2 separate regions of the Homo sapiens genome follow, and region 1 is linked to region 2. A link is a contact called in ENCODE Hi-C or POLR2A ChIA-PET data. All regions are on one chromosome and are shown on one strand. The core of a region is the stretch at or near the end of the contact, and the rest is flanking DNA. Distances in the headings are between cores, read along the strand shown.

Evidence for each region. A loop is a pair of places that touch in the nucleus more often than their neighbours do. ChIA-PET counts read pairs that join two places held with the same protein, here RNA polymerase II (POLR2A). Pooled maps may share reads with other maps.
Region 1: a map of Caco-2 shows a loop between it and region 2 (3-fold over the local background). The contact joins the enhancer-like site here to the promoter of CBLIF in region 2. A Hi-C loop is called at or near these places in 5 of 168 maps with a recorded cell type or tissue (Caco-2, HL-60/S4, OCI-LY7 and 2 more) and 6 of 50 pooled maps. POLR2A ChIA-PET finds 5 or more read pairs at or near these places in 3 of 52 experiments (K562, WTC11 and activated CD4-positive, alpha-beta memory T cell).

The regions. Positions count from the first base shown.
Region 1 is chr11:59,899,320-59,905,421 of GRCh38, reverse strand. It overlaps the pseudogene SRD5A3P1. Among named protein-coding and RNA genes, the nearest start is that of OOSP3, 24 kb to the right of the region's middle. Within about 2 kb of position 3,920, at least 3 of the 41 ENCODE cell types and tissues checked have a DNase peak (open chromatin) inside an H3K27ac peak, as active enhancers do.
Region 2 is chr11:59,843,320-59,850,100 of GRCh38, reverse strand. It overlaps CBLIF (cobalamin binding intrinsic factor), which reads left to right and starts at 4,602. Exons shown (of 9, transcript NM_005142.3): 1 at 4,602-4,726; 2 at 6,046-6,222. The coding sequence starts at 4,648.

The DNA.
Region 1 (6,102 bases), core at 2,671-5,170, 56 kb before region 2:
ATTAGCCAAGAGTGGTGGTGGGCGCCTGCGGTCCCAGCTACTTGGGAGGCTGAAGCAGGAGAATGGCATGAACCAGAGAGGTGGAGCTGGCAGTGAGCCGAGACCGCACCACTGCACCCTAGCCTGGGTTACAGAGCAAGACTCCATCTCAAAAAAAAAAAAAAAAAAAAAAAAGAATGATACAATGGACTTTGGGGACTTGGGGCGAAGAGTGGGGAGGGAGGCAAGGGATAAAAGACTACAAATATGGTGCAGTACATACTGCTCAGGTGATGGGTACACCAAAATTTCACAAATCCCTACTAATACCCGCTGTACCCCAATAACTTATGGATAAATAAATAAGCCAGGTAAGGTGGCACACACCTGTAGTCTCAGCTACTTGGGAAGCTGAGGTGGGAGGATCACTTGAGCCCACAAGTTCAAAGCTGCAGTGAGCTATGATGGCCCCACTGTACTCCAGCCTGGGCAACAGAATGAGACCCTGTCTCTTGAAAAACAAAATTAAAAATATATAAAAGTAAATAAATAAGAAATTCTGTAGTCTCACCTGCCCTCAGAGGTAATCACTATTATCAGCTTGATATATGGCCTTTTATAGACATAGCTGTCTTCATAAAAACATGATGCCATACTATTCTGCCATCTGCAATTACTACTTTGTTGACATCACTCTGAACCAGTAGCTAAGTATCCACCACTTTTTAAAAGTCGTATAAAAATATATGGTAGAGATATTTGACTAACCCATGATCTCTTGGTGAATATTTCAGCAATTTTCAAATTTTCATTATACATTAATATCCTAAAATATATTTTGTTGGACATCTATATAACTGTTTCCACAGAACAAAGTCCATTGCACCTGGCTCATCCATTGATTCTAATTAGCCAATAATTACATAGTATTTCATTACATATTTAGTTCTGTTCCTGAAGTTTCTTTGCTCTTTTGAGTATCTATTCTTGCATCACTATTAAAGTGTGTAAACACTCTAGTTTTATAATATATTTTAATATAGAAAAAAGCCTCGCTTCTTTTTAAAAAAATTTATTGGAACTTCTGCCATGTTTATTCTTTTGAATCAACTTTACAACCATTGTATTAGTTTCCTCCAAAAGTTCCCATTGTTATTTTTATTGGAATTCTATAAAATTTTTAGATTTATTAAAGAAAATTTGGTGTATTTATATGGTATTTCCTATCCAGTAGCAATGTATTATCTCTCTTTATTCAATCTTGTTATATTCCAGATTTTTTTATATTTTTTTTTTATTATACTTTAAGTTTCAGGGTACATGTGCACAACGTGCAGGTTAGTTACATATGTATACATGTGCCATGTTGGTGTGCTGCACCCATTAACTCGTCATTTACATTAGGTATATCTCCTAATGCTATCCCTCCCCCCTCCCCCCTCCCCCAAAACAGGATCCGGTGTGTGATGTTCCCCTTCCTGTGTCCAAGTGTTCTTCTCATTGTTCAATTCCCACATATGAGTGAGAACACACGGTGTTTGGTTTTTTGTCCTTGCGATAGTTTGCTGAGAATGATGGTTTCCAGCTTCATACATGTCCCTACAAAGGACATGAACTCATCATTTTTTATGGCTGCATAGTATTCCATGGTGTATATGTGCCACATTTTCTTAATCTAGTCTATCATTGATGGACATTTGGGTTGGTTCCAAGTATTTGCTATTGTGAACTAGAAATACCCTTTGACCCAGCCATCCCATATTCCAGATTTTTTAAGACTTCCTCTTTAAAGGTGCTACATGTGTCTTATATTTCTTTTCTAAATGTTGTATGTTTGTTTGCCACTGTGACCAAAATTTCATTTCTGCAATATTTGTAACCTATAACAAACATGAAACGTACTTATTATGCTTGTGATCATTGTATGTATTTTCTATATATAGTACATATCATACATATCATGCATTTTCTATATTTTATGTTTAATATGCATGTATATTAAGTACATTAATTCTATTGAGTGTCATTACTTTTAAAATGATAATTTACTGATTTCTCTTACTATTTTAAATTTACTTAAAGCCAGTCCCTTTGGCTGTTCCAGATATGTATATTACTATAAAAAAATTATTTTGCCTCATTCTTTTAAATGTAAGACAGACATTGAATTACCTCAACTATCATAAGCTGATGGCTTTCTGTGACTAAACTCTGTCACCCAGTGATTGGAGGGATTAGATACTGAAATCAGATGACTCTGGAGACCTGTTACATGTTTTCCTACTCATTGCAAATGATGCAGCACCTTATATGAGGAAGCTTCAAGCCAGAATGGCACAGGGGGAGCGTCTTCTCCTGGAAGGTTCCATAGGTAAACTCGCTGGAGTGTCTGGAGCTACTTACATGAATATATCAGGCAATAGTAGGGCAAAGCAAGCAAAGCATGTTCCACTTCTACACATGGCCAGTTTCTTAAAAGAGTAAAGGGTCAAAAAGTAGAAAGATACAACATGAATAGTTGGCAAAGAATGTGATGTTTTGTGTTACATGTTCTCTGAAGGGCCATCATAGACTCACAGAGCTCCTTAGAGAAATGGAAACTTCAAGGCAGACAATAAAGCGAATACTCCCAGAGTCCGCCTGAGTGTGAAGGGAAGTTCAGGGCTTAGCAACTAAAACAGCTGTCCTGCAGTCAGCAAGTATTTTGGAACTAGTGTGCAAAAGAGAAGTAACATGTATTGAGCAGCTACCATATGACAGTCATTTTGCTTCATTTATTCTATTATCAAAGATCAAATATTGGTAACTCTTTCCTATTACTATTGCTTTTTAAATGTTTTATAACTAACATTAAAAAGCAGGAAATTTTATACTAACCTTCTGCATTCTTTTGAAAATTAGAAGATGTACGTTTGTGCTTTGGCTAAATATGGACTATACCCTCAAAAAATGGTTTAGGCTTTCCAAACTACCTCAGTTTTCATCATTTTTCTTTTTTTTATGTTACCTATCTACATGCTATTTATTTCTGAAATTTTTATTATTTTATAAACCTATCTTTCAAAAATGGAAGATATGTACATAAATGTATAAGATATAGATAACTTCCCATGGATGGGACTAATCCAGGGGGGCAGGGGATCAATGGAAGTGCTTTTTTTCTCTCTTTAGAACTTTTTTTATATATATTTACTTTTTTCTGTTTTAAGGTCCTCTTTAATGTATCAGCTCATTTTGAGAGATCTCACTTATCAATGGTTCTTGAGTTTTCAGGTACTTTATGCAAATGTTGCAGCCTCCTTAAACCAAATATCTATTAAACTACGTACAAAAATATCTACAAAGGCATTTTTGTAGGAATTCTAGCAATAACCACACATTGAAGTAAAAATATAATACAGAACACAGCTTGGCAGAGACAAAATAATCCATGCTTACTGTAAGCAAATGTTAGTGTGTAGGATGAGCTTCAACAAAAACAAAGGCTATTTCCAGCACACTTTTTCAATCAGTAGTTAATCCAGGCAAGGCTGCTAATGAGGTAGTTCAATGTCATTCCCCCTAACTTAGTGGTAGTAGAAAATGAAAGATTACGGCTATTCAACTAAGCCAACAGGAAAATCATGACTCTCCACCTCTAAGCTTTTTCTGGATCCTTGTGAAGAATTTGCAAACTCCCTGATGCTCTCCCTTTAGGTACGTGGAATATTTTCACCAATACAAAAAAAAAAAAAACAGTACTGATTCTGACATTGCAAGCACAGCACAATTCTCAATTATTTCCCATAGGTGAAGCTTTCACCAAAGGCCATGCTACTTTGTTCTGAATCCCTTTCAGGACATCACTATTTCCTCTTTTATCTTTGCCTAGAAATGTAATGTTTGGACAAAGAAGGAAAAGGGAAAGTAAGAAGCAGGAATGAGTCAGAGAGAGACAGCAGGAAAAGGAAACGGGTGGGAAACTGAACACTGCAGCTTTCTCACAACCCCTGACAGGGTGTGTCATTGAGCATGCTCATTACTTAACAGTACAATGAGATTCCAGAACATCAGCCAAATCCCTAGTCTAACCTGGGCATAAAATTGCATGCTAAAAATAAAATACATTTTTCCCCAAAAATTTATTTAAAATTAAGCGTGACATTCACGTGGAAATTAAGACCAAACTGCAATATGCTTTTCATTTCCAATGTACAAAGAGTTTTTTTTCTGAGAATGGCAAATTCTAAATAAGTAAAATAAATATGGCATTTATTTAAATAGACTGGGCCACAGATTAATCTTAATTAAGTGGTGTTAATTGTTGGGAGAGAAAATGTTCTATCAAAATTGCTGCAAGAACTTTTGAATGTTCTTGACATGCATGTATTTAAAGATATTAAAAAGATTTTTAGTTTAACAGTTTTGGGTTACAGCTCCAGGGATGGGGCGGGGATGATTGACTACGCATTTGATATGTGTCTTATTAATCATAAGGTTCTTTCCCCCATAGCAAAGTACACATAAATGCAAAGCTTTAGTGCTTGGCTGACTGTAACAGGACATCTGCATAAAAGGAATAAACTTAACACCTCAGCCAATAAGCCGGAAGATGTTATGCTGCACAAACGTGCAGTTTTTACTGTGTTGCCCAGGCTACAGTATTATTTTTCAAGTTTTGGGTTTTCTTTTATACCATGCATTTATTTCCCTCTGAATTAATCACAGGTATTTTCTTTAACATAAGCTATTTTAAATATAAACTTCATTCCTGAATATCTTCAGATACATTCTGTTAGTTCAAATAAACTCAGGCAGACATTAATCCAATTTAAATAACTACATATGAATGAGGCTACTGTATTATTCAATCCAGAGTGTGTCATTTCCATTCAAGAAGGCTTGCTATGCATAAATATATTTTATGTTCTGATGCTTTCACTTTTGAAGTGCTCCCTTCAAAGGACATAAAAGAAATATTAAATAAAGAAGCTTTCAAAACGTTCCATTAGGCTATGATTCGAGGGGGAGATGAGTGGAAATGGCTATTGATAGTTATGTAACTGGAGATCTTTGTGGTAATGCATGAAAGTATAAATTAACTCCAGCAAACTCATTTTTCCCCGAAACTTTTGGTGTAAAACTATATATTATTATTATTTTGAGACAGGGTCTTGCCCTGTTGCCCAGGCTGGAGTGCAGTGGTGTGATCTTGACTCACTGCACGCTTAACCTCCCAGGCTCAAGCGATCCTTCCACCTCAGCCCACCTGCAAGGAGCTGGGACTACAGGTGCCTGCCACCACTCTTGGCAAATTTTTATATTTTTTGATGGAGACAGGGTTTCGCCATCTTGCCCAGGCTGGTCTCCAACTCCTGGGCCCCAGCGATCTGCCCACCTCGGCCTCCCGAAATGCTGGGATTACAGGTGTGAGTCACTGCACTCAGCCTTTTATTATTTTCAAAGTTTATTCTGCTTTTACTGAAATGCAACAAATATTTATTGAGCACCTGCTGTATTATTATATAGTCCATTCCTACCAGGCTGTTACAGCCATTGATGATTTTATTGAAAGATTCTCCCCAGGGCCTGAAAGCTTAGGGGGATGAGTAACTCCTCCCTCCTCAGGCCCAGTCCCAAGGCGCAAGGCCACTTGCACCAGCACTGTGCCTCAGCAAGATAGAAGAAGCAGGAAGTGAGCTGGCCAGAAGACATGTGCCCCCTGCAGATCGAGAGAGAGGCCATCCGGGTACCACGTAGCAGTTACGTCAGACTGGGACACTTCCTGTTTATAGGAAACTATAAAACCCCTGCCCCGTCTTCACTTAGGGCTGACACCATTTTACGCCTCAGCCCGTCTGCACCCAGGTGCTCATTAAAACAGCCTGTTGCTCCACACCGCCTTGTGGTGTTTGTTGGCACGTTCTCGGGTTTCGAACCAATACAAGAGCCTTGCACTTATCTCTTCCTTTGTGTATGTGTGTGTGTGTGCATGTGTGACACTGTTTATATATTTTTGGTTAGTTTGCTTGTGAAGCAGCTTGGAGAAGTCTCATCTACTTTTTACCGGTTGGTTTTTATAGAGTATCTCAGAAAGTGGACACAGAAATCGCAGATCTGCCATTAGTATTTCTTCTTTGAAGA
Region 2 (6,781 bases), core at 3,353-5,852:
TGTAGTAAGTAACATTGCTGTCTGATATAAATGCCTTTAATCTCAGAAGTAGACATGAAATAACACTCCCTTAGGGTTCCACTAACATCGGCCCTTGAAACCTAGTTCTGAGGACAGGCGTGGTGGCTCATGCCTGTAATCCCAGTACTTTGGGAGGCCAAGGCAGGCAGATAACTGAGGTTAAGAGTTTGAGACCAGCCTGGCCAACATGGCGAAACCCCACCTCTACTAAAAATACAAAAATTAGCTGGGCATATTGGCAGGCAATTGTAATCCCAGCTACTCAGGAGGCTGAGGCAGGAGAATCACTTGAACCCGGGAGGCAGAGGTTGCAGTGAGCTGAGATCACACCATTGTACCCCAGCCTGGGCAACACAGCCAGACTCCATCTCAGAAAAACATAAAAATAAAAATAAAAATAAGAAACCTAATTGGCCACACTTGCCTTACAAGAAGCTCCTACAGCTTGAGACTATTACAGAACCTGAACTGAGTCTGAAGAGAGAAACTTCCTTTTGCTGCCACAGCAAAGAATAATCACCACAAATAAACCTCACTTATGTCCAGAGAGAGTCTAGGTGCTTTGATACCAAAATATTAGGCACAGGAGAAACAAGGAAATAAATGAACACATCATCCCAGTCAATAGTTAACCAAGGACTGTCAAAATATCCCTGTTAAGAAATGTATGGCCTGTGTGGTTCCTGTTCTGGGAATTATTTACTAACTGCAACAATTGTGTCACGATCAATCTTGCAGCAGCCCTGGTTGTAAATGGTAATTTATAATACAAGGAAGTGAGTGGTTAAAGAGCTGGCAGGCCAAGGGTGTGTGGATCATCTCAGGACGATCAGGAGCAGGCTCTGGAATGCAAAGTCAGCACCATACTGTACTCATAATCCTGTATTAGATTCTTATTGTTGCTGTAACAGATTACCACTAATTTTGTTATTTAAGACAAATTTATCATCTCACAGTTCTGGAAGTCAGAGTCTCACTGGGCTAAAATCAAGGTGTCGAAGGAGCTGTGTTCCTTCTAGAGGTGGCAGCAGTAAACCAAGTTCTTTCCCTACTTTGTATGGGTCACAAAGAAGGAACATGCAATTGGACAAAAGCAATTGGGTCGTATTCACTGGCCAGGGAATGGAGAAGGGGAGCTCTCGCTCTAAAGGCGCATTCTCCTTAAGCAATGGGAAGCAGGGAAATTTTCAAGAGTTAGACATGGGGCAGGGAGGTATGTAAGCAGGCCGAGGGTGGAGTTCCAAACACGCAGGCGCAGTCCCCAGACATACTTCTTCATACCTCGCATGTACACAAAATGGCAGCGATTTTCTTTTAAGGGAGAGGAATCTAGTATTATAATGATATGTTAATGATCTAAAAGTAACTAGGGGTTGCCGGTTCTGGTTTGCACCGGTCTGGTGCAGGTCTTATCTTCCTCTGGTATTTGGCAAGGGATCATGAAGCTCCTGAAGCATCCTGGGCCATCTGGAGCTCTTTAAGCAGTGGCATCTATAGATAAAAAGGCTAAGGGGACATCCCATTACTGGGTATATACCCAAAGGACTATAAATCATGCTGCTATAAAGACACATGCACACATATGTTTATTGTGGCACTATTCACAATAGCAAAGACTTGGAACCAACCCAAGTGTCCAACAATGATAGACTGGATTAAGAAAATGTGGCACATATACACCATGGAATACTATGCAGCCATAAAAAATGATGAGTTCATGTCCTTTGTAGGCACATGGATGAAATTGGAAATCATCATTCTCAGTAAACTATTGCAAGGACAAAAAACCAAACACCGCATGTTCTCACTCATAGATGGGAATTGAACAATGAGAACACATGGACACAGGAAGGGGAACATCACACTCTGGGGACTGTTGTGGGGTGGGGGGATGGGGGAGGGATAGCATTAGGAGATATACCTAATGCTAAATGATGAGTTAACGGGTGCAGCACGCCAGCATGGCACATGTATACACATGTAACTAACCTGCACATTGTGCACATGTACCCTAAAACTTAAAGTATAATTAAAAAAAAAAGAAAAAAAAGGAACAGGGACAATCTTAAAAAAAAAAAAAAGGCTAAGGGAAAACAACAGTTTAAGAAAATAAGAAGCCCTCCCAGCTATTTCCGTAGGGCTCCCCTAGTAACAGAGCTTGTGAAGAAGAATCCATTTCCTTGCCTTTTCCAGCTTCTGGAGGCTGCCCACGTTGCATGGCTCATGGCCCCTGTCCACCTACAAAGCCAGCAATTGCATCATTCTGACTTCTGCCTCTAACATCACATTTGCTTTTCTGATTCTAACGCTCTTGCCTTCCTCTGCCACTAACAAGGACCTCTGTGATGACATTGAGCCCACCCAGATGATCCAAGCTAACCTTCCTCTCTTAAAGTCAGCTCATTAGCCACCTTAATTCCATGTGCATCTTTAATTCTTCCTGGCCATATAACCCACGTAACATGTTCACAAGTTCCAGGGATTAGGGCATGGGCATTTGGCGGTGTGTGGGCAGTGCCATTATTCTGCCTCCTACTCCTTCACACAGCATGCAAGGCTGTCCACCAAGTAGATGCCAACTGTCTTTCCAGCCTCATCTTCCACCATGTACCATGTATTGGATATATATTGCTGCATAACAAGTGACTTTAAAACTTAGGGGCCTAAGACAACATTTATTATCCCACAGTTTCTGTGGGTCAGGAGTCCAGGGAGGGTTTACATGGGTCCTCTGGCTTAGGAGGGTCTCTCCCAGGGCTGCAATCAAGATGTCAGCTGGGGCTGCCTTCATCTCAAAGCTCACTGGGGAAGGGTTCTTTTCTCCCTGAATATCGGCTGGAGGCTACTCTCAGGGGCCATATGTGGGCTTCTCCATAAGGCAGCTCACACTTAGCAGCTGCCTTCATGAGAGCAGGAAGGGCAAGAGAGAGAAGGCAAGCAAGAGGGAAATCGGTCTTTTGCAACCACATCCCATCACCTTTGCTGCATTATATTCATTATAATAGAATGTGGCCCCAGGCCAGCCCACACTCTAGGGAAGAGGACTACACAAGGCATGAATACCGGGAGGTGAAAACACAGGGCCATGTTAGAAGTTGTCCAGCACACCCCAGTATGTACCCTGTGCTCTCATCTCACAAAACTCACCCATGTTTCCCAAGGGGGAAAAAATGCTTTATTACCCATGTCTTACATTTGCTCATTAATTCACTCATTCAAAAAGTATTTTATTTCTACTGTGAGCTAGGTAGTGTTGTAAGGGCTAAGGATAGAGCAGTGAGCCAAAGAGACAAAGCCCCTCCCTCGTGGAGCAGACATTCTAGTAGGGAGATAAACAAACGATAAACAACCACACACTTAGTGCGACAGAGGGCAATGAGTTATAGCAGGCGAGGGGCATGAGGGGTGTCAGTGGAGGTGAGGATGTAGGATCTTATGTAGGGTGGCCTGGGAAGGCGTCTCTAAAAGCTTACCTCTGAGCAGAGACATGAAGGATGTGAGGAAGCCACCATGAGGCTATTTAAAAGAAGAGGGTCCTGGGCTGAGGGGGACATCATGTGCAAAGGTAGCTGATGTGTTCAAGGGGCACAAGAAGTTCTGTGTGATGGGAGCGGTGTGAGCAAAGGGGAAAACGCCTGGAGCTGAGGTCAGAAAGGAAACCAGGAGCCAGATCTTCTAAGGTCTTATAGGTCATGAAAAGGGCTTTGACTTTTATGCTAAGATGGGCGCCACTGGAGAATATCCCCTTAAAATGAGCTACTTTACATGCAGGAAAAAAACAAACAAAACTCCTTTCTTTATAATTTCAACATACCATTTTCAGTTCTCCCTTATAAAGAAGTATAATTTGCATTATAATGTAGCTACACATCTGAAATATGTATTCTTAATGGATCTCACATTTTCTAATTACTTACTTTAAAAGATAATATCTGAAAGCTTTGGGTGTTTGAGATGGCTTTTATCTCCAGATAAGGAAAGAGAAATCAAACAAAACCATTTCTGGGAAACCGAGGTCCATTTCTTGCCTAAAGTCAAACAACTTCAAAGAGTCTAGGCTAGAATCCAGGTCCAGGTAGACATCATTAATTTCACAAAGCCAGATGTCACCTGGCAGATCCCTGCCTGAGAGCCTAAAAGGACATGTTGTAAAGCAGGTGTCTAGGATCATAAAATGAGCTGATGCCTATGAATGGCCTAAATCCCAGTGAAGTAGTTACTAAAAAGCAGCCTGGTAACTGATTGGATACAATAAGGGCTAGAAGAGGTCTTGTTGATACTAGCACATTATCCAAACTTCCTGATGTCTGACCCAGGCCTTTGGTAAAGGACATTTTCTCAACATTGCCTTCACTGCATACCCAGCCCCAGGTTTCTCATATGACTGTGCAACCTAGAAGTCACCTTCAGACACCTTGGAGGGTCTATAGTCGGTAAACTTAGATAAGCAAATGAAAATTTACTTACTTGTATCAGGAAAGGAGAGGTCAGCACAGGGGCAGTTAGGAGAGGCTGGGTTGGGGACAGATTATTTAACAAAGGGAAGCACATATAAGAGAAGGTAAAGAAATATTCCACTTGCAAATCGCGGTACCTGTGGATGAGAGACATAGACGAGAGAGTGAGATGGCCTGGTTTGCCCTCTACCTCCTGAGCCTTCTCTGGGCTACAGCTGGGACTAGTACCCAGACCCAGAGTTCATGCTGTGAGTATGATGTTTTTCCAAGGAGGTCAGGGAAGCAGTTGCCCTGGGGAAGGGGCTGTGACCTCTGACACTGAGTGGTTGAAAATAGCAATCACTATAGGAATTCCAAAATGGGTAAGTCTGAGTGTGATTGTGTGCTGTTCATCCTTCCTGACTTAATAGCATAAGTTCTTTGAGAGACAAGTCTATATGTTTTTTATTAAGAGAGATGGGGCCAGGTGCAGTGGCTCACACCTGTAATCCCAGCACTTTGGGAGACTGAAGCAGGAGGATTGCTTGAGCCCAAGAGTTCAAGACCAGCCTGGGCAACATGGTGAGACTCCATCTCTACAAAAAAAATAAATAAATAAAAATAAAAAATTAGCTGGGCGCAGTGGCATGCACCTGTGGTCCCAGCTACTCAGAAAGCTGAGGTAGGAGAATCGCTTGAGCCCAGGAGGTCGAGGCTGCAGTGAGCTATAATCACACCACTGCACTCCAGCCTAGATGACACAGCAGCACCCTGTCTCAAAAAATCAATAAATAAAAATAATAGAGATGGAAGTACTACTGCAGGAATAATGGTTGATGGTACAAAGACAGACACTCAGTGGCTATTGTGACCAGACACCACTACATACTAGTGAGAGATTTTGGTACTCACTGAGGATAAATTATATCCCAAATCTTTAATACTCTTCATGAAAGAGTAAGGAAAAAAATGAATGCAAGGAAATCAGTGATTTCCAGGAAAGTGATAGAAACTATGAGAAATGTCATGAGCCATATTGCTTGAAGTTACTAAATTTAAAAATCACTTTCTTAAGGATATGGATTATTTGAGAAGATGTAGAAACTAATTGTCCTCAAAAGTAAAATCTCACCATTTTCTCCATTTCTCTTTAGTGACTTAGGACACTAATGCTAATCAAGTGTTCTCCTAAAAGGCATCAAAGATGGCCAGGCGAGGTGGCTCACGCCTGTAATCCCAGCACTTTGGGAGGCCAAGAAGGGTGGATTACCTGAGGTCAGAAATTCGAGACTACCCTGGCCAACATGGTGAAACCCCATCTCTACTAAAAATACAAAAATTAGCCTGGCGTGGTGGTGCACACCTGTAATCCCAGCTACTCAGGAAGCTGAGGCAGGAGAATCACTTGAACCTGGGAGGCAGAGTTTGCAGTGAGCCGAGATCGTGCCATTGCACTCTAGCCTGGGCAACAAGAGTAACACTGTCTCAAAAAAAAAAGAAAGAAAGAAAAAGCATCAAAGACACGGGGATAATGTTTTTGAGAAGGAATGAGGGTTAGAAGGTGAGTAAATGGCTTTCCTCTTCTCAGCCGTTCCCTCAGCACAGGAGCCCTTGGTCAATGGAATACAAGTACTCATGGAGAACTCGGTGACTTCATCAGCCTACCCAAACCCCAGCATCCTGATTGCCATGAATCTGGCCGGAGCCTACAACTTGAAGGCCCAGAAGCTCCTGACTTACCAGCTCATGTCCAGCGACAACAACGGTGAGACATCTGAGCCGCTCGCACTCTCCCTGAATCTCACACATCACATACCACCTCCAGATTCCAACTCAGCGTCCTTCCCACCCCAATGCTGCCTCTGACTGTAAATAAACTACCCAAACACCTTTCCTTACATACCTGGAAGGTACCTGGAAAGAAACATGTGTGAAGTCAGAGCATTCATGGAGGAGGTCAGTAAAGCAGGGAGAGCTCTGGACTAGACGTCGAAAGAGCAGCCTTCTGGTTCTGGCTCTGCCACGTCATAACTCTGGGATCTGAGACAAGTCACTGGATACTGCTCAGCCTCACCTTGCAGATGATTGTAGTAACAATAACCCTACTACTACTAATAGCAATGATAATAATAATAAAATCTCTGTTCTGCCTATCTCCCAGGAGCTGCCTGCAGGCTCAAGTTAGATAAAGTTTAAATTATTTTGCAACTGTAAATTTCTGTATATAAATCTATATGAGTATTTTGCTGCTTTTCTAATCAAATACCAGGGATTCTCAAATACCAAATACTAGAGTCATCAAGTTACACAGAGGCCACTAGATT